Linked DNA regions of Homo sapiens: region 2 is linked to region 1. A link is a loop called in an ENCODE intact Hi-C map of the cell type or tissue named here. Cell type or tissue: HepG2. All regions are shown on one strand. Each heading gives the region's core, and the rest is flanking DNA. Links, peaks and the distances in the headings are about the cores only.

Region 1 (9,747 bases), core at 1,090-9,089:
AAGTTGCTGAGCACTTGTCTGGCGCAGAGTAGAGAGCAAATATTTGTCTAATGGAAGTGTGTTTGTGAAAATGCTGGGCTGTGTAAACTAAACAGAACGGAATAAAATCAGCTAGAGGGGTTTGCCAGGGAAGACTTCAAAAGCAGAGGGCATTTGTTTCTCTCTTGCCACCACTAATGTTTCTCAGTGTCTGGGGCGAGAGCCAGGAGAGAGAAGCCAGGTAGTCCCATCGTTGGAAAAGGCCACAGCGCCTTGCTGCCACCCACTGACAGCAGCATGGAGCTCTGCAGTTCCAGGACTGCCTGTGCAGGGGGCCATCCCTGGTACCATGCCCCTCTCCCTTCTGTGTGCCAGCTGGGCTGTCTCCCTTTCCTGGCCAGGGCTGTCCCTGCTGAATGCCAAACATCTGCAGACAGGGTTTGCAAACAGCTGGCTCAAAGTTCTGAGCTTTTGTGATCTCATCCAAGTGCCTGGCTATGGGGAACAGGCTTATTTTCCTGGGCTACCAGCACTGGAGTGGTGGAAATTACATTAGACTTGGATTCAGAGGCCTGCATTTGATTCTGAGCCCTGCCACTTTACAGCTAAATAAATGATACTGAACCTCTGTTTCCTTCGCTGTAAAATGGAAATGATGATCATTCCTACCTCATAGGGTTGTTAGGGGAGTAAGACAATAGACATGGGGCATGCTTGTAACTGTGTTCTGCTGAAACATGTGAGAGAGTGTCAATAATTAAAAGAAGCAAGAGTTCCTCAAGTCACAGTCATGCCAAGATGTCTAGACAATCCCTTTAGTTTATCTCAGTTCATTATTGAGATGCGAGGTCTACATAGCAGGGAAATTAATTGTTGCACTGAATGGACCAGATTTAGTTATTCACTGAGGTGGGCTGACACCTTGGGACTAGCACAGCATCTGGAGGCGGAAACTCTGGAAATGAATCCCCAAGTGCTGTTTGTGTAATCTAAGCATCATTTCTTCAGTTCTAAAATTGGGGCCATAATCTCCACATTGTACATGCCCTTGGACCCAGCAATCTTGCTCTTGGATTATATCCCAGAAGGCGTATACGGTGATGTGTAGAAGGATATTCGTCGTGGTGGTGTTTGTGGTAGCAGACAGGAGAGATATTGGAGGTTTTCACCACCAGGGAATGGATAAGTCAACCACAGTGGATGCGCCTGTGGAATTCCGGACAGCAGGCAGAAGCAATGGACTAGATGTACACAGAGCAGCATGGAGAATTCTTCAAAACAGTGTTGGGTAGGCTGGGCATGGTGGCTCACGCCTGTAATCCCAGCACTTTGAGAGGCCAAGGCGGGTGGATCATGAGGTCAGGAGATCAAGACCATCCTGGCTAACATGGTGAAAACCCGTCTCTACTAAAAAAAATACAAAAAAAAAAAAAAAAATTAGCCAGACGTGGTTGCGGACGCCTGTAGTCCCTGCTACTTGGGAGGCTGAGGCAGGAGAATGGCATGAACCTGGGAGGCGGAGCTTGCAGTGAGCCAAGATCACACCACTCCACTCCAGCCTGGGCAACAGAGCAAGACTCCATCTCGAAAGAAAAAAAAAAGTCACCTAATTAGAACAAAGACACTCCTATCACCCAGTAAATTCCAAGAGATTAGGAGTTTTGTGTCAGAAACTGGGGTCAAAGACAAAATATTAGAACAAAAGATGTACCTAGCACTCTCATTGCAGATTACAAGTGTTTTAGGAGCTCTGTGTCAGGAACCATGGATGAGGAACAAAAAAAATTCTTATTATAAATCATAATATTGGGGGTATAGAGTAAAACAAGAAAAGAGAAGAGCATTGCAAAGATCAGTGATAATAGTAGAGTGTTAACCTAGATGTATAACCAACTCAGTTTCCTGCAGCAGAAAATGTTTTAAATGTCTATCCTGAGGTGTTGTAAGAATTAGACATAATATTCATAAAGGTTCCTGACACAGTGCTTGGCCCATGAGAGATGCTGCAGAAATGGAAGCTCCTTTTATCATTCTCTCATTGATCAAATAATGTACCAAGTGCCCACTTTGTGCAGGACGCTGTGCAAGGATCCATGGGAGAGACAAAGACTGGGTGTCTCTCAGGAACTTGAGCATAGCAGATGGGACAGAATGGCAATGGGAGGGGAGAACCCTCATCTGAAGCTGCAGAGAAGACACTATCAGACCTCCTCAGCTTCCAAATTGAGGCTGAAAGAAGTGACTTGCTCAAGGTCACACAGCCAGTTAGGGGCTGAGCTAAGGGCAACTGTCTAGGTCTCCAGGGCCTTTTCAGAGCATCACCCAAGCCAGTGTGGCTGGTGGGGTGACTCAGATTCTTGACTTCACCGCACAAAAGAATTTGAGGGTGGGTCCAAAGTAAGAGTAGGCAAAGAAGTTTATTGCAGAGTGAAAGTACACTCTCAGAGGCAGAGTGGGCTGCTCAGAGGCAGAGACAGCCCCCAGTGTCCCAAGGGAATTCCCTTTATGAGAGCTGTACAGACATATGCATGAACTACTGGTGAGGTGAAGTGCAAAGGCTGACCTATGGTTGGTGTATGCACTCAGCATCTACATGCTTTCACATGCATTGCATGTTATCACTAGCGTAGAAAATCACCCAGAGGTGTGTTTATTAAAATGAGGAAAAATCACTAAGTTAAACCTTGAGCCTAGCTGCTCATATGAGACCCAGGAGAAGTCCTTAGTCCACCCCCACAAGCCAGGAATTTGTAGCTAATAGCTTCTTGGGGTTTTAGTGCTGATTGGCTACAGATTGGGGAAGCTGCATCACATCATGAACAATGGGTTTTTGTTCTCTTTCTCAGGTGGTACTAGGTATCAGGAACTTGTAGCCATCTGGCGGTCTGCCGGTAGCCTGTAGGACTGCTTACAGGTAGGTGCTGATGCACAAGGGGGGCCTGCTTTGAAAGGAGCCCATGGGGCTTCACACCAGGGGACAAGTCAGTGTGGCCTCCTCACCTTCCTTATCCTGCCTCACCAATACATCTGAATCCAAGAGAGTGGAAGGCTGGTACCTCCTGTCTCACCTTCTGCTCTGACAATCCTCCCTCACACTCCTCTTCGGTTTACCCACTCACCCATGTGCATGTGTGCAATGGAGAAATAAATTAGGAGATTGTTTTAAAAATGCAATTTGGTAGCTAAAATCTTTCTGAATAGGGGGTCCATGGGAAAAAAGTGAAAAGGTTCTGAACCCTGGCAGAGGTGAAGCTCTAAGGAGCAAATCTCCTTGGGGTGGTTAATTTTACATGTCAACTTGACTGGGTCATGGGGTGTCCAGATAGTTGGCTTACTTCTGGGTGCATCTGTGAGGGTGCTTCTGGATGATGTTGGTGTTTGAATTGGTGGCTGAGTAAAGCAGACAGCCCTCTCCAGGGTGGGTGGCACCATCCAATCTGTCAGGGGCCTGAATAGAACAAACAGGCAGAGGAAGGCTGAGTTTGTCCTCTGCCTGGATGCCTGAGTTGCAACATTTGTCTTCTCCTGCTCTCAGACTGGGACCATAGGCTCCCCTGGTCCTTAGGCCTTCAGACTTGGACTGAACGACACCACTGACTTTCCCAGGTCTCCAGCTTGCAGATGGCAGGAAGAGGTTCTTCCCAGCCTCCACAGTCATGTAAGCCAATTCCTTACAATAAATGTCTTCATATCTACACATCCTATTGCTTATGTTTCTCTGGAGAAGCCTGACTAATACATTCCTGTTCTCCCTTTTCCAGGCCTGCCCAGCTGCTTTAGTGATTCCGGGTCAGAGTCTTGCAATCAGAAGCAACTCCCACCCTCAGCCCTCAAAATGGGCCATCTCAAATCTTACTAGCCAATGGCACTCCAAGGAGAGGGAGGAGCAGTGTCCCTGTAAGCTCCTTCCAGCCTTTATCATCCTTTGACTTGTCCCTAAAATATCCTATTCCCCAAAGATGGCAAGAGCGCCTCCCGAGAAGGAGGAGCAAGGGCATCTCCATGGAGCCCCGCTCTCTGAGCTCTGACTGAGGGTGGGGGAAGGAGAGAACTCTGGGTCTGGCTCACGGGGTGCCATGTGTCAGGCAGCAGGTCCTTGTGAAGTCTCCAGAGATGTGAGGAGTTGGTCGTAACAGCCCAGGGAAGGAGAGGTAGACGTGGCAAACGGGAGAGACAGGTCCCCAAAGGCTTTGCCGACTTCTTGCCAGCCTTGATCCACCAGAGCTATAATGGCCTTTCCTACTATTTCAGAAAAACCCAAAACTTTCCCCACAGAGTTCAAAATGGGATTGGCAAGGAGCTGAATACCATATTGGTTTTCTGAGATGAGCACAGTCAGCACACTAGCTCCGAGTCAGAAAGGGCAAGAGAGGAGGGCGAGACAATTCTCTAAGTGATGGGAACCTTCCCTGTCTGGGAGTTTGGCTCAGCTGTGAGCTGGGTTAATGTGGCTGCAGAAGGGAAGCATGGTTCATGTCCAGCCAGCAGGGACACTGTCCCAGAGCTGCGCTCAGCCCTCATAGACTGGCTCCATTTACCTCTCACGCAGCACCCCATGAGCTGAGGGCGGTTCTGTGGCCATGTTACACATAAGGAAATAGGATGCAGAGCTGATGACTTGCCCAAGATCACACTACTGGGGAGTGGTGGAATTAGAATTTGAACCCAGATTGCCTAGCCCATTAGCCTAACCACTAATCAAAGCAGCAGCTCAACTGTAGCCGAGTCATTAGGAATCTCCCAGCTTATGGCTGAGAAAGCAAGAAAAATGAATCTTTACCATGCAGGGCCGGAGTCAAAGTGCACGTCATTCAGTGCACGTTTCTTCTGAAGAATATTTCTTATGGAAATGCATTCTGCGGGGTCACAATGGCTCATGCCTGTAATCCCAGCACTTTGGGAGGCTGAGGTGGGCGGATCGCTTGAGCCCAGAAGTTTGAGACCAGCCTGGGCAAATTAAGGAGACCTTGTCTCTACAAAAAATTAAAAAATTAGCCCAGCATGGTGGCATGTGCCTGTGGACCTAGGTACGCAGGAGGCTGAGGTGGGAGGGTCACTTGAGCCTGGGAAGTCGAGGCTGCAGTGAGCCGTGATCGCACCACAGCACTCCAGCCTGGGTAACAGAGTCAGACCCCGTCCCCTCCCCTGACAAAAAAAAGAGATAAATATATTCTAGGGAAACATCAATCTATAACCATAATTCCTATATTCTCAGTATCATCTCTTATTTTTTGGGGGGCTGCCTGCTCATTGAACAGCAGAGCATGGCATGGGGTTTCATCACATCCAACATACAACCTCCCTTCCAACCTAACTGATTTTCCACAGTGTTTCTCAGCACTGTCATAGAACTACCGCTTATGGAATGTATGAATGACATTATTACAAGATATTTAAAGAGATTTAAAAGTATAAAACCTGAATAAAAGCCACCACAATCACTTGGTGTGTGCAAACAACACCCCGGTTCAGACATCACTGACAGGACGTGTCAGGGATTTCACCTTACCGGCTAAAGTGGCGCCACCGTGTGGCAAGAATGTAAACGCTATTTGCAATGGACTTGGATAGGCAGCTTCGAAATTACGTGAGCCTTAGTTCTTTTTATTTAATTGGTGAGAGTTGCATTATTCCAAAGTTGTAGGCATCAAGTCAGACTTTATTAGTATCGCGTGTCACACGATTTCTAATTCCTATCATTTAAATTGGGCCGATAGGGACCCCTCCATGCCGTGTGGTGAGTGCTGGGATTTGGGCATGTGCTGGGCATCTGGACATGACAGGGCCTAGAGGAGGAGGTAAAGTGTAGGGAGGCTCCCAGAGGAGGTGACCTGTGAGTCAGATTTTGAGAGTTTTCCAAAGGAACGCACGGAAGTGGACAGCAGAGAAAAGGGAGGACGATATTCCAGGCACAGAGAGCAGAGTAGAGAATGCCATAACATCACAGAAGGACATGAGGTATTGGTGAAAGGTTGGGTGTTTAGCTGTTGTTTTGATTGGTAGTTAGGCTCATGGACTAGGGAGTAAGACAGTCTGGGTTCAAATTCTATTCCATCACTTCCCAGTAGTGTGATCTTGGGCAAGTCATCAGCTCTGCATCTTATTTCCTTAAGTCTTGAGAGGGGAGTGGAGGTGGAGCTGGGGCTAGAGAGGAGGGTCAGGGCCGGGTGGAAAATGCCATACGGTGCCATGAGAAGGAGCCTTTCTCCTGCAGGAGTGGAGGTCACTGAAGGACAGGCAGGTCTGTGTTTAGACAGATTACCAGTAGCAGGGTGGATGTTGGACTAGAAGAGAGAAGAAACCACAAACAGGGGAACTAGTTAGCAGACTGTTGAAGAAGTCTCCCATCCCTTCATGAATTCTACAAATACTGAATGCCCACACTGTGCCAGCGACTGTTCTGGGCATTAGAGATCTATAAGACAACAAAATAAAGACTGTTGCCCTCTGGGAGCCTACACCTTACTAGGGGGAGACAGGCAACAAACACATAAATAATATGATATATAGTGTTTCAGATAATATGAAAAGCAATGGGAAAAAAATAAAGCAGGGAAGGAGGATAGAGAACGTGGGCAGGGTTGCAATTTTAGATAAGGGGATCAGCGAAGGCCCTGGTGAGAAAAGGATTAAAAGGCCTAAAGGGAGTGAGGGAGGAAAGCATTCCAGGTCCCAGGGAAAGCCTTCCAGGCAGAGAGAACAGCAAAGGCAGAGCCTGAGGTCAGAGCGTTCCTGGTGAGATCTTGGGAAAGCAAGGAGGCCAGTGTGGCTGGAGCAGAATCAAGGCAGGCAGGGTGGGGGCCAGGGGCAACATCAGAGACAGGGGAGGAGGCAAACTGTGTAGGGTGGGGTTGGCAAAGCTTATCTGTAAAGGGCCGGACAGTAAACATAATATTTCAGACTTTGTGCACCACGTGGTCTCTCTTGCAACTGCTGAACTCTGCCCTTGTAGTGTGAAAACAGCCACAGACCAAATGTAAAAGAATAAACATGGCTGTTTCAACAAAACTTTACTTACAAAAATGGGTGATGGGTCAGAATGGCCTGCACACCATAGTCTGTCAACCCTGATGTAGGACATTAGAGACACTGAAGGTCTTAGTTTTACTTGAATAAGATGGAGAGCTATCACAGGGTTTTGAGTAAAGAAGGAGCACAATGTAACTGATGTTGCATTTGGATCATTCTGGCTGCTGTGTGAGAATAGACTGCATGGGGGTCCGGGGTGGAAGTAGGGAGACCAACTCTATTATTTATTCTCTGAGTGACCTTGGGCAAGTCACACAGCCTCCCTGGCCTTCAGTTTCCTCTTTTGTAAACTGGGGTAATAGTGTAATGATACCTAGCTTATGGAGCGGTTGTGAAGGGTAAATGAATCAACATATGCAAAGCACAAGGGAAGTGCCTGGCACACAGTAAGCACTATATATGGTAGCCATTTTTATTAATGCAGTCATTTAGACAAGATACAGTGATGGCATGAACCAGGTTATGCTGGTAGAAGTAATAAAAAGTGATCTGATTCTGGACATATTTTGAAGGTAGAGCAAACAGAATTTTCAGATGATTTGTATACAGGGTGGAGAGAAAGAGAGAAATTAAGGAAGATTTTAACTTTTTTGTCTGAGTAACTGAAAAATGGAGTTGTTCTTTACCTAGAAGAGAAAAGCCGTGGGAAGAATGAGTTTTCAGGGGATCATGAAGAATTCAATGTTAGACAGTAGGATCTGTAAGCCTCATTCAGAGGAGAGCCCATTGAAAGTTAAGGAGATGAGAAAGAACCAACAAAGATAATGGAAATGAGGCAGACAGCGAGGTAGGCAGAAAACCAGAAGGACTTGGCATCCTGGAGTTCAAGGGAGGAAGGCACTGGAAGGAGGGAGGTGTGCATCAAATTTTGATAGGTCAGGTAAGCTGAGGATAAGAATCACTGGGTTTAGCAATGTAGAAGACTGGAGCAGTTTTGGTGGAGTGGTGGGTGCGCAAGCCTGAGGGAGCAGGTTTAACAGAGAATGGAAACTGAGTGTTTGCAGACAGCAAGTAGAAACAGCTGTTGGGGAAAATTGGCTGAAAGGGGAAGATGGAAAATGAGGCCATAACTGGGGCAAGCCATGAGGTCCAGACAGAGATGACAAGCGATAATGGAGCAATAGATATCAAGGGCCTTGGAAGATGGGATGAGACGAGTCCAAAGGCATTTCTGATGAAGAGGACCTGGAGACTGTCGAGGTGTGTGGAGTGAGGGAGAAGTCTAGGCTGGCTCCCGGGTTCCTGGCGTGCATAACTGAGGGGGTTGTTGGGAGCAGCATTCCTTCTCTGTGCTTTGGTAGCATCTTGGGCATGCTGCTATTGCCGCATACATTGCACTGTCATATAATTGTTTATGAGTCTGCCTGCTATTTGAAGACTGTGCCATGTTCCATATTTATCTCTGTGCAACTGGTGTAGAGTGAGTGCTTGGAAGCGAAGCAGCAGCTCCGGGAAGGCCGCAGTTTCAGTGGTCTGGTCTTGACAAGACAGCGATTTATTTCTTCCATGCCCCATGATAGAGCATATTTCTCCTGTTCTGTCTACATCTCTGTAGGGTCCAGCCCTACATGGCCTGTGGGTTTTTCTCTTCGTGTGCGGAGATGAGAGATCGTAGAAATAAAGACACAAGGCAGAGATAGAAGAAAAGACAGCTGGGCCCAGGGGACCACTACCACCAAGGCGCGGAGATCGGTAGTGGCCCCTAATGCCTGGTTGTGCTGTTATTTATTGTATACAAGGCAAGAGGGCAGGGTAAGGAGTGTGAGTCGTCTCCAATGATAGGTAAGGTCGCGCGAGTCACGTGGCCACAGGACAAATAGGGAGCCTTTCCCTATTTGGTAGTCGAGGAAGAGAGAGAGAGGACAGCTTACGTCATTATTTCTTCTATGTATTTCTTGGAGAGATCAAAGACTTTAATACTTTCACTATTTCTGCTACTGCTATCTAGAAGGTGGAGCCAAGTGTACAGGGCAGAACATGAAAGTGGACCAGGAGCGTGACCGCTGAAGCACAGCATCAGAAGGAGACGTTTAGGCCTCTGGATGGCTGTGGGTGGGCCTGATTAATGTCAGGCCTTCCACAAGAGGTGGTGGAGCAGAGTCTTCTCTAACTCCCCCCGGGGAAGGGAGACTTCCTTTCCCGGTCTGCTAAGTAACGGGTGCCTTCCCAGGCACTGGCGCTACCGCTAGACCAAGGAGCCCTCTAGTGGCCCTGTCTGGGCATAACAGAGGGCTCACACTTGTCTTCTGGTCACTTCTCACCATGTCCCTTCAGCTCCTATCTCTGTATGGCCTGGTTTTTCCTAGGTTATAATTGTAGAACAAAGATTATTATAATATTGGAATAAAGAGTAATGCTATAAACTAATGATTAATAATATTCATATATAATCATATCTATAATCTATTTCTAGTATAACTATTCTTATTGTATATATTTTCTTTATTACACTGGAACAGCTTGTGCCCTTGGTCTCTTGCCTCGGCACCTGGGTAGCTTGCCGCCCACACATCTCCACTGCCCTTCCTTTCCAGAGATTCCAATGGATTCTTACCTAAGATGCCATAACTCAACCATAGTTAATAGGGAAGTATGGTTGGCATTCCATCAGGATCCCAGAGCTGAGTATGACAACTAGGGCTACAACCCAACTGTTTCCTGTTGAGTTTCTGGAGCCCTGTTAGGTGTGGTTGTCTGGAATCTGAGCTGTTGCATCCCTATCCCCATATGACTGACCCT
Region 2 (9,747 bases), core at 1,748-9,747, 94 kb before region 1:
ATTCCCTCCCCTGTTACCTTCTGGAGAGGCCAGTCGGGGGAAGGGAGGGTTCCTTGGGGGTTGGGCTCCTGGCATTGACTGCCTCGATGCTCACACAGGTTTAACAAGCTGGCTGTGGGCTCCGTGGTGGACAGTGCCTTCCGGAGGCTGAAGCACCTGCAGGTCTTGGACATTGAAGGCAACTTAGAGTTTGGTGACATTTCCAAGGACCGTGGCCGCTTGGGGAAGGAAAAGGAGGAGGAGGAAGAGGAGGAGGAGGAGGAAGAGGAAACAAGATAGTGACAAGGTGATGCAGATGTGACCTAGGTATGTGGCCTGTATGGGGCAGCACTCACTTCTGCTCCCTGCATTTTCCCCTTCCTGACCCTGGTAGAGGGTCTTTCTGTCCATTCTTCACCCTCTCGCCTCTGCTTCATCCACCCATTTAGCAAATTTATAAGAGCACTTGGGATGTACCAGGCCGTGGGTGAAAGGTTGAAGCCTACGGGAGGCCCACACCTTCCAGAAGATTCTCACCCAGCATGAGGGTGCTGTCACGGGAGTGACCGGGGGGCACTGGACATGTGGGTCGGGGCTCAGGAGTGAGGTCTGGTCTGGAGAGAGGGATCCAGGCATTGTTAGCCTTGAAACAATCACTCAAGCTGCAGGGGGCTGGGGAAGCTTGCCATGGGAGAGTGAGTGAGGGGGGCAGGTGACTGAGACAGAGCAGTTAGGAAAGGAGGTAGGAAAACCCCAGACTGCCGTGGGCAGAGGGCATTTGCACATGTATGTAACACAGGCACCTACATGTGCACATGCACACAAATGCACACGGATGCACCAACACACATACATTCATGTGCACACACGTCTCAACATGTACACACATCCACAAACCATGCACAGGCAGAACACACACACCACACACATGCACACAGACACACATACATGCTTGTACCCCATGACACATTTGCATGCCTAGACTATGTACATACGTGCACACACGTGTGTACATGCATGTGAGTACATGCACACAAAACACCCATGCGTACCCACGTATACGGGCCCTTACATGCACACCTGCATGCACACATGTACACATGATGCGTGCATGCACAGGCCTGTCTAGAAGTGGGGACTTGGCTGTGTCAGTGCTGCTGAGGGGCTGAGGGAACTGAGCACTGAGGGAGCTGACCACTGCGGAGCGCCCACTGGATTTTTCCACCTGGAGGCTGTCTGTGACTTTGTAGCAGCAGGGGAAGCTGGGATGAGAAGAGCAGCTGGAAAGGAAGTGGGTCCAGGCACTGCAGACCAGCCTTTTGAGAAGTTTGGCTGTGAGAGATGAGAGAGGGCAGAGGTGGGAATGGAGTGTGAAGTTCAGGAAACGCTCATTTTCTGAGCCTCACAGGAAGCAAAGGCCTCTCGAGGGGAGCCCTGTGTGAGGGGCTCTGGCAAGATGCCCCGACACACACATGCATCTTCCACACGCACCCTCTTAAAGGAGGGGGCTGGCTTGGGTGCTGGTGGGAAGAGGCTGGCCTGGAGGGGGAGTCACCGATGTAGGAAAGAGCTGGCTTTGAGGGCCCCTGTGGGAATGGTAGAAGTTGCTGGCTTTAGCAGGAGGAACAAAGGGCAGGGTGGCTGCTGTCACAGGCAGATTGGTGGCTTGGTGGCCAGATGTGAAGCCATGTCAGCCGGATCCCTCCAGTCTTCCGTTTTCTCTGTGCAGCAGGGAGGTTCTCCGCAGACCAAAGGTATGGAGAAAATGGACAGGTGGATCCACCCACAGCTGAGTTTTTCAGCCAAGAGTTCAGGACAGGAGGGCAAGGAACAAGGGAGTGTGTTGGCCGGAGGCTGGCTGCAGGCATGGGTCCTGGGGTCAGGTTGGGTAGGGAAGGAGGTGCAGATAGGAGGGCTGGTGGGCAGGGACTCAGAGAAAGACATTGGAGAGGAGCCAGGAGCGGCTGTGTGGTCGGAGGAGAGAGGAGAGCTGGTGAGGAGTGAGCCAGGCTGGGGGTCACAGGGCCAGGACGTAGCCGTGGGAGGGGCTGCCGGGCCACTGTTGAGTGTTGACTGAAGTAGGGCCTGGGACGAAGAGGAACCAGAGGGGGCTGTTGAGGGCCACTTGGGTGGGTGACAGAGGGAGCTGGGAGAAGGGCGCAAGTTGATGGTGAGAGAAGAGTGTGCACAGAGTTGGGTATCCGCAAGTGTGGAGGGGCTGGCAAGAGGCTGAGCTTGGGGGTCACCTTCCCCAGCTCCCAGGGCCCGGGAGTATGAAGGTAGAGCTGGTTCTCTGAGGTGTTGTCCTCACACAGAGTTGGGGTGGGTGACAGGGTGACTGGCCATCCAGTGGGGACACCACAGCCCTCATGAGGGGCTGTGGAGTCCTGGGGTGGGTGAGAATCTGCCCCATCTCAGGTCAGTTGAGTGGGGCTCTGGGAGAAGCCCTGGGGAGTGGCTGGTGGGACCCAAAGGCCTTCTGGCACCCCGCTGGCTCTGGGCTCCCAGGGCCAACGCTCCCTCCCTACTCATAGTAGCCTGGCCTTTCCAGAGCCCCCTCCAGCAGGGCTCCCCACAGCAGGTCCCCTCAGGCTGCTTGGGCTGGTGGGTCTGCCCTGAGCTGGCCCCTGACTCTCTTACATGTTCCACAGGACGATGGACCGCCGGACTCTTTTCTGCAGCACACGCCTGTGTGCTGTGAGCCCCCCACTCTGCCGTGCTCACACAGACACACCCAGCTGCACACATGAGGCATCCCACATGACACGGGCTGACACAGTCTCATATCCCCACCCCTTCCCACGGCGTGTCCCACGGCCAGACACATGCACACACATCACACCCTCAAACACCCAGCTCAGCCACACACAACTACCCTCCAAACCACCACAGTCTCTGTCACACCCCCACTACCGCTGCCACGCCCTCTGAATCATGCAGGGAAGGGTCTGCCCCTGCCCTGGCACACACAGGCACCCATTCCCTCCCCCTGCTGACATGTGTATGCGTATGCATACACACCACACACACACACATGCACAAGTCATGTGCGAACAGCCCTCCAAAGCCTATGCCACAGACAGCTCTTGCCCCAGCCAGAATCAGCCATAGCAGCTCGCCGTCTGCCCTGTCCATCTGTCCGTCCGTTCCCTGGAGAAGACACAAGGGTATCCATGCTCTGTGGCCAGGTGCCTGCCACCCTCTGGAACTCACAAAAGCTGGCTTTTATTCCTTTCCCATCCTATGGGGACAGGAGCCTTCAGGACTGCTGGCCTGGCCTGGCCCACCCTGCTCCTCCAGGTGCTGGGCAGTCACTCTGCTAAGAGTCCCTCCCTGCCACGCCCTGGCAGGACACAGGCACTTTTCCAATGGGCAAGCCCAGTGGAGGCAGGATGGGAGAGCCCCCTGGGTGCTGCTGGGGCCTTGGGGCAGGAGTGAAGCAGAGGTGATGGGGCTGGGCTGAGCCAGGGAGGAAGGACCCAGCTGCACCTAGGAGACACCTTTGTTCTTCAGGCCTGTGGGGGAAGTTCCGGGTGCCTTTATTTTTTATTCTTTTCTAAGGAAAAAAATGATAAAAATCTCAAAGCTGATTTTTCTTGTTATAGAAAAACTAATATAAAAGCATTATCCCTATCCCTGCAGCCTGTGGCTATGTCTGTGCTTGCTTCCTGCCAGGTGCTGGCCTGGTGCCGGGTGGAGGGGGCAGGATACAAGCCCCTCAGCGCCCTGGCCAGAACAGCAGACATCAGTGGAAAGTCCAGTTCTCGGGGCCCGCAGAGTAGCTGCACAGGCAGGCATCCTGGGAGAACAGGGCATAGCCTCAGGCGAGGGGGCCTGAGGTGTGTGCAGATGGCCCACTCGGGAATAGTAGGTGAGGCCTGAACCAGCACACGCGGCCTGTGAGCTTGCTGTGCATTCCCAGAGGTGGAGCATCCAAGCAAAGGACCTCATGGGCTTTGGGCCTGTTAAGGGCTCACCTGGAGGGTCATGGGTCACCTTTGCACTGACAGGGTGTTACTAGTGGGTTCTAGAGGAGAGCAGGGGACTGGAGGCAGGCCTGGGAGCTGGAGCAGAGCCGACTTGGGGGCCCAGGTCTCCGCAGACCTTTCCAGGAAAGAGCTAACAGATGCACCCAGTGTGCTTCCCACCCCAGTGGGAGAGCTGCCACCGGGAGGTGGTACCCAGCTCTGAGCTAAGAAGAGCCTCTGATGGGCAGAGCTGCCCCACTGTGGGTTGAGATGCTCGGGAAGTGGTGACCTCCCTGCTGCTGGAGGTGTGTAAGGATGCTCCTGCCAAGTCCACTAAAGAGCAGACTCCTGCCTTGTGCTGGGACAGACTCGATTGCTCAAGGGGTCTTAGAGATGTGACACCTAGAAGGGGCTGCTAAGCTTGTCTGCATGAAGGTGGGATGACCGATTGCATGACATCTGACCTCTCCCAGGTGAGGAGGCCTCAGGGAAGGAAGGATGCTCTCGTGGAGGCCTGCAGCCCCCAGCCCTGCAGTGGGAGGAGGTGTCCTGGGGTCGTGCTCTTCCCAGACTCCTCACACTCCACCCCTGGGAGGAGGGTGGAAGGAGTTCAGGAATGGGGCAGTGGGAGCAGGTGCCCTCTTGACGCTGAGTGACCTGGGGGAGGCCTGTCCCCTCCCTGGGCCTTAGTGTCTTCAAGGGCATCATGGTGCAAGCCCCTCCAGACCCCAGAGCTGTATCTTCTCCCCAAGGCATATCTGGAACAGGCTGTGTTGCCAGGGCCCTTCTGTGTGCCCTGCAGGCCTCCTGGAGGCAGCCTGGGGTGTGAGAATGAGGGAGACCATCTGGAAATGTCCCTGGGCACGCCCCTGTCTAAAGCAAAGCATTCACCACGGGGAGCCAGACTGGGAAGGAAATCTGTTTCTTCTTTGGGGACTGATCTCAAGGCCCTGCCTGCAGAGCAGAGCCTAGACCATGGCAGAGAGGTCTGTCCACACTGGACGATGCCCAGCTGCCCTGTGGTTATTGAGACAGGCTCCTGGGTAGGCTAGCTTATACTCTGTCTTCTGCATGTGACAGCTCAGATAGGACTGTCCTTACTGCAGCCACCAGGACAGGCTTCTCTGCACTCTGGCTGCCCATACAGGCCTGTCCACACACTGGCAGCCTAGACAGACCTGTCTACACTCCAGCCAAATGGACAAGCCTGTTAGATTCTGGCCACCTGCATAGGCCCGCCCATATCCTGGCTGCCCAGACAGGCCCGTCTGCACTCTGGCCGCCTGTATTAATTAGCCCAGTAGCTAATATCATATTTGCTGGCTAGCATAAGGTGTTGAAGCCCACAAGAAGTGAAAAACAAAATACCTTTATTTAGTTAACACTGAATTTGCAAACACAGAAAGGAATAGAAAACCTGACTCCACTTGGACGCACAGGCCTTTGGGGAGTTCTGACACCAGGGCCCCATCGGCAGCTCCACCAGAGCATCCTGGCTGCACCTCCTTCCCGGAGTCCTGGCTTGCCTACCTATTCCATGGGAGGTTGGCCTGGATGTGTCAAGGGGGCCTTTCAGCTCTAGTAAAGACATCTGTCTCCACATCCAAGGAGCTTTGCAAAAGACACGTGGCAGGACAGGAGACTGGACGCACTGTGGCCTGGGGAAGGCAGCGGGGCTTGGCCCTGGGCTGCTCCCCTTGGGGAGAACTGTGTGGCTGAGGCCACCTGTTATGGGGTGGGGCCTGGGCCTGGACACAGCTGCAGGCTGCCCTGTCCTCCAAGAGGAGAGGCGGGGCTTGAAAGATTTGAGTTAGTGTCTTGACCTTAACGTGAGACCTTGGACAAGTGTTTTCAGCTCTCAGAGCCTCAAGTCTGTCATCCAGAAAGTGGGGCCGGATAACCCCTGCCTGCCGCCCTCACCGGGCTCACACCGGGGAAACTGTCACAGCGGGGCCTCAGGCAATGCCGGGCCCATCACTCCCTAGATGGGGCTCCCCCATGCAGCCTTTCCCTTCTCTGAGATACATTTTCCGTCAAGCGGGGTTAATTCCAGCCTCTCAAGGGTGAGAAGAATGTGTGATCCTGGCCCCTGCCGGCTGCTCAGGAGGGTTGGAGAGTCGAGTTCCTGCCTCAGGACCCTGCCCCTGGAGGCCTCGCCTGCCCCTGCAGCTCCGCAGGCTCAGACATTGGTCTCCAGCTCACTGATCTGGATGGTGCAGTGGTTCAGACTCGCAGCGGGCAGCTCCTCATCCTGCTCCACTTGAACGGGGACGTGGTGGGGGCAGGTGGGGCCCAGGGTGAGCTCGGAGGCCTCGGCTACACTCTTCACACAGCCATTCTGCTGGGCTGCCACGATCTCCTGGAGGCTCACTGGCTTGGTCTCGCAGGGCAGCAGTTTCTGGTGAAGGGAAACAGGTCTTTGTAGCAGCAGGAGGGACCAAGGTTAGATACGAGGGAGGACTGAGGGCCAGTGGGGCAGAATGAGCTCAGGGCTAGGAACCACAAGATGGATTTTCCTGCAGACACGCTGTGTGACCTCGGCAGGTCACGGCCTCCCTGGGCTCCTGTTCCCAAGCGTCCTGCCTCCCACTGGAGCTGGCTTAGTAGAGGAGGGGACTTAATCCACAGGGTCCATCTGGGGAATTGGTGGATCCCCTGCCTGACCTCAGCTTCTTCCCCATGATGTGGGGACAGCCTTCTCCATTTGCCTGTAGAAGGAGCCTGAAGCCCACACAGCCTGCACAGACCTACAAATGCTCACATGTTGGCTAAACTGGACAGACCATCCCGACACGAGGGCGGGGAATTTTATCATATCTTGTTCTACTGTTCCTCCTGTGTCTATATCAGCGCCAGCCACAGCGGGTGCTCAATAAATAGATGTTAGAGGAATCAGTCATTCTGTAACGGATGAGGAGACCGAGGCCCAGAGGCATGGAGGGAGGGATTGGCTGGAGGCTGCCGAGCTGGTTGGTGGAAGATCTGGTGCCCTGCCCACCCTGCGTGGCTCCACCCTCCTGGCAGCCTCTGGATCTCACTGCTCTCACCTCGGTGCCTGTGTCCCGGGCAAAATCCTTCCGACATATATGGGCCATGATCCCCGCTGCCAGCGCATCACCCAGCACGTTAATCATGGTGCGGAAACGGTCCCTGGTGAGCCAAGGTTGGGGGTGAGTGGTGGGCACTTGAAGGGGAGCTGGAAGAGGGCAGTGCTCAACCCAGCACAGTACAGCACGGCCGGTGACCAGCTGTCATGCAAAGCCTGCAGCCAGATGGCTTCCTGGCTCCTCCCAAGCCCACCCTTTGGCATCATTGAAGCAGCTTCTTGGCATGCAGCTGTGGGTTCCACAGGTCCCCATGCTTAGAAGGGTTAGGTTTGGTTTAATCCTCTGCTGTTTCTGTCTTGAAATTCTTTATAGGTTTGTTTTTTGTTTGTTTGTTTGTTTGTTTTTTGAGACAGAGTCTTGCTCTGTCACTCAGGCTGGAGTGCAGTGGCGCCATCTCGGCTTACTGAAACCTCCATCTCCCAGGTTCAGGTAATTCTCGTGCCTCAGCCACCTGAATAGCTGGGATTACAGGCACATGTCACCAGTCCCAGCTAATTTTTTCTTTTCTAATTTTTAGTAGAGATGGGGATTTTACTGTGTTGCCCAGGCTGGGCTCTGGAATTCCTGGGCTCAAGGAATGCTCCTGCCATGGCCTCTCAAAGTTCTGGGACATATAGGCGTGAGTCATCATGCCTGGCCTTTACAGTTTTTGGACTGGGTTCCACATTTTCATTTTTGAACACTGGACCCCACAAATTATGCAGCCAGGCCTGTGCTAATGAGTAGGGCACTCCCACAGTGCCAAGCGGGGCAGTCCCCAGCCTTCTACCCTGGGGAAGGGACTCAGCCGCTCACCCTGATCCCTGCTGACCCTGAAGTCAGCCCCTCCCAGAGGGCTAGAGCTAGAGGCAAAGTCCACTCACAGAGCCCAGTCAACGGCAATGATGAGGGTGATGTCATCGGTGGGCAGTCCCACGGAGGTGAGCACGATGACCATGGTGACGAGGCCGGCCTGGGGGATGCCAGCTGCCCCAATGCTGGCTGCAGTGGCTGTGATACTGCAGGGGGTGGGAAGGGGAAGAGGAGCAGCAGGAGGGGCAGGGTGCATTGTCAGGGTCTGGCTCCAAGGAAGAGGTTGAGTGTCAGGGCCTCTGGGACAGCCATTTGGTGCGGGGGGTGGGTAGGAATGCCACACCAGGGAGCTCTCGGGGTCAAGTCCCTCCTCACAGTCCTGAAGCCCCATGGACCCCCATTCCTGGCCTCAGGAGAATCCCTGGGAACTGTGCAAACACCTGTGTCTGGAGCTGTGCCTCTGTGGGTTCCAGGAAGCTATATTGCTATGGGGCTGCCCAGGGACTCTGACTGACCACCACATGGCTCTGCCTGCCTGCCTCTGGGGCCTGGCCTCCAGGGTCAGACCTGTGTGCTTGGCTGGGCTGTGAGGCCTCCGTCAGCCTCAGCCGCATCCCAGCACCCCTTCGTTGGCTCCTGCCACACGGGCGGCCTCTCCAAGGTCCTGAGTCCTGTCCCTGGCCTCCGCTCGCCCTGTGGCCACCAGCAATGCCCTCCCTCCCGGGCTGTCCTCCAGGCTCGGAGCTCCCAGCCCTGGCCCTCTGCCTGCTGTGCTCCGAGCCCAGGCTCGCTCGCTTCAGATACCCCTCAAGTCTGGGAGCCTGGGAATCCCCAAGGCCCCCAGCCCCCGCCCCATCCACCCAGGTGCAGTGTCAGGGTGCACCTGATGGTGATGATCTGGCCAAAGTCCAGCTCGTAGTTGTTGACCTGGGCGATGAAGATGGCGGCCACAGCCTCGTAGAGCGCAGTGCCGTCCATGTTGATGGTGGCACCCACGGGCAGCACGAAGCGAGCGATGCGCCGGTCGATGTGGTTGTTCTCCAGCAGGCACTTGAAGGTGATGGGCAGTGTGGCTGAGCTACGGTTAGAGGGGCCGGTGTCTGCCCAGCACCCTCCTCCAGGATGGCTGGGGCCTCTGTCGGGAAGCTCACCCCTCCCCAGGCAGCCACCCCGCCAGGAGTGTTTGTGCCTCTGCAGCGCTGCTCCGGCAGGAGGTAAGGACCGCGGGCACTGCAGTGCTCTCACTTGGTTCTTCCTATGAGGGAGGTGTTTGGGTGCATTTTACAGATGAGGAAGCTGACGCCCAGAGGGCGGGGCTGACCCATGTCACACTGCTGTGCCGAGGGATATGGAGGTCTGAGCAGCAGGGCCCTGGGCCAGGCTGTCTGGGCTTAGATTCCAGCCTCCTGTCAAGTGGTCCTGGCAAGTTCCTGAACCCTGTGCCTCAGCATCTTTGTCCCAAAAAGACCTGGGTCACAGAGCTACTAGGAGGATTAAACGACTACGGGCTTGGACAGCACCTGGCCCATTGTACCCACTCAGTCAATGGTGACCATGACTATTATTATTACTATGTTTGTCATGAGAGTTCCCAGTGGCAGTGCTGGGACTAAAACAGGCCGGTGTGGCCCCTGTGTCTTCCTCTCCCCCGGGCCTCTGCCTGGAAGGCCGGTTCTACTCGCCAGAGCCTCTCAGGAGCTCCAGACCTGCTGGGCTTGAGGCTGCGGTTCCTGCTGGCAGGAGATGGCCAGGGGGCTGCTGGCTCTGGCTGGCTTGGCCCCTGGCATGGGAGCTGGCATGTTTGGGGCTTTGTCCTGCCCTCTGACCCCCTATCTGCGGGAGGGTGTTCCTGGCAATGGCTCCTGGGCTTTTCTTCACTGGGGTCTGCTCCTGAATCCTGC

What was found. A loop is a pair of places that touch in the nucleus more often than their neighbours do. Peaks named below come from ENCODE experiments on the same cell type or tissue, not always from the same donor. Only the 100,000 strongest peaks of a DNase experiment are listed, where the experiment ranks them.
Region 2: a loop joins it to region 1, with 2.7 times the contacts of the local background. A loop is called at or near these places in 6 of 110 quality-filtered maps.

The regions. Positions count from the first base shown.
Region 1 is chr1:53,176,691-53,186,437 of GRCh38, forward strand. It overlaps LOC105378724 (a long non-coding RNA gene), which reads left to right and starts at 3,753. Exons shown (of 3, transcript XR_947347.2): 1 at 3,753-3,876. It also overlaps the pseudogene CPT2P1. RefSeq lists an enhancer at 5,394-5,443. In HepG2, for the core only: a CTCF peak has its summit at 5,515 (motif pointing left); DNase peaks (open chromatin) are centred at 5,501 and 6,901; H3K4me3 peaks cover 1,983 bases; H3K27me3 peaks cover 390 bases.
Region 2 is chr1:53,081,883-53,091,629 of GRCh38, forward strand. It overlaps PODN (podocan), which reads left to right. Exons shown (of 11, transcript NM_153703.5): 10 at 99-306; 11 at 2,631-3,612. The coding sequence ends at 279. SLC1A7 (solute carrier family 1 member 7) reads right to left here. Exons shown (of 11, transcript NM_006671.6): 8 at 8,730-8,924; 9 at 7,918-8,052; 10 at 6,995-7,097; 11 at 5,301-6,345. The coding sequence ends at 6,127. Among named protein-coding and RNA genes, the nearest start is that of PODN, 25 kb to the left of the region's middle. RefSeq lists an enhancer at 1-378. In HepG2, for the core only: a CTCF peak has its summit at 6,070 (motif pointing left); a DNase peak (open chromatin) is centred at 7,909; H3K4me3 peaks cover 309 bases; H3K27me3 peaks cover 3,934 bases.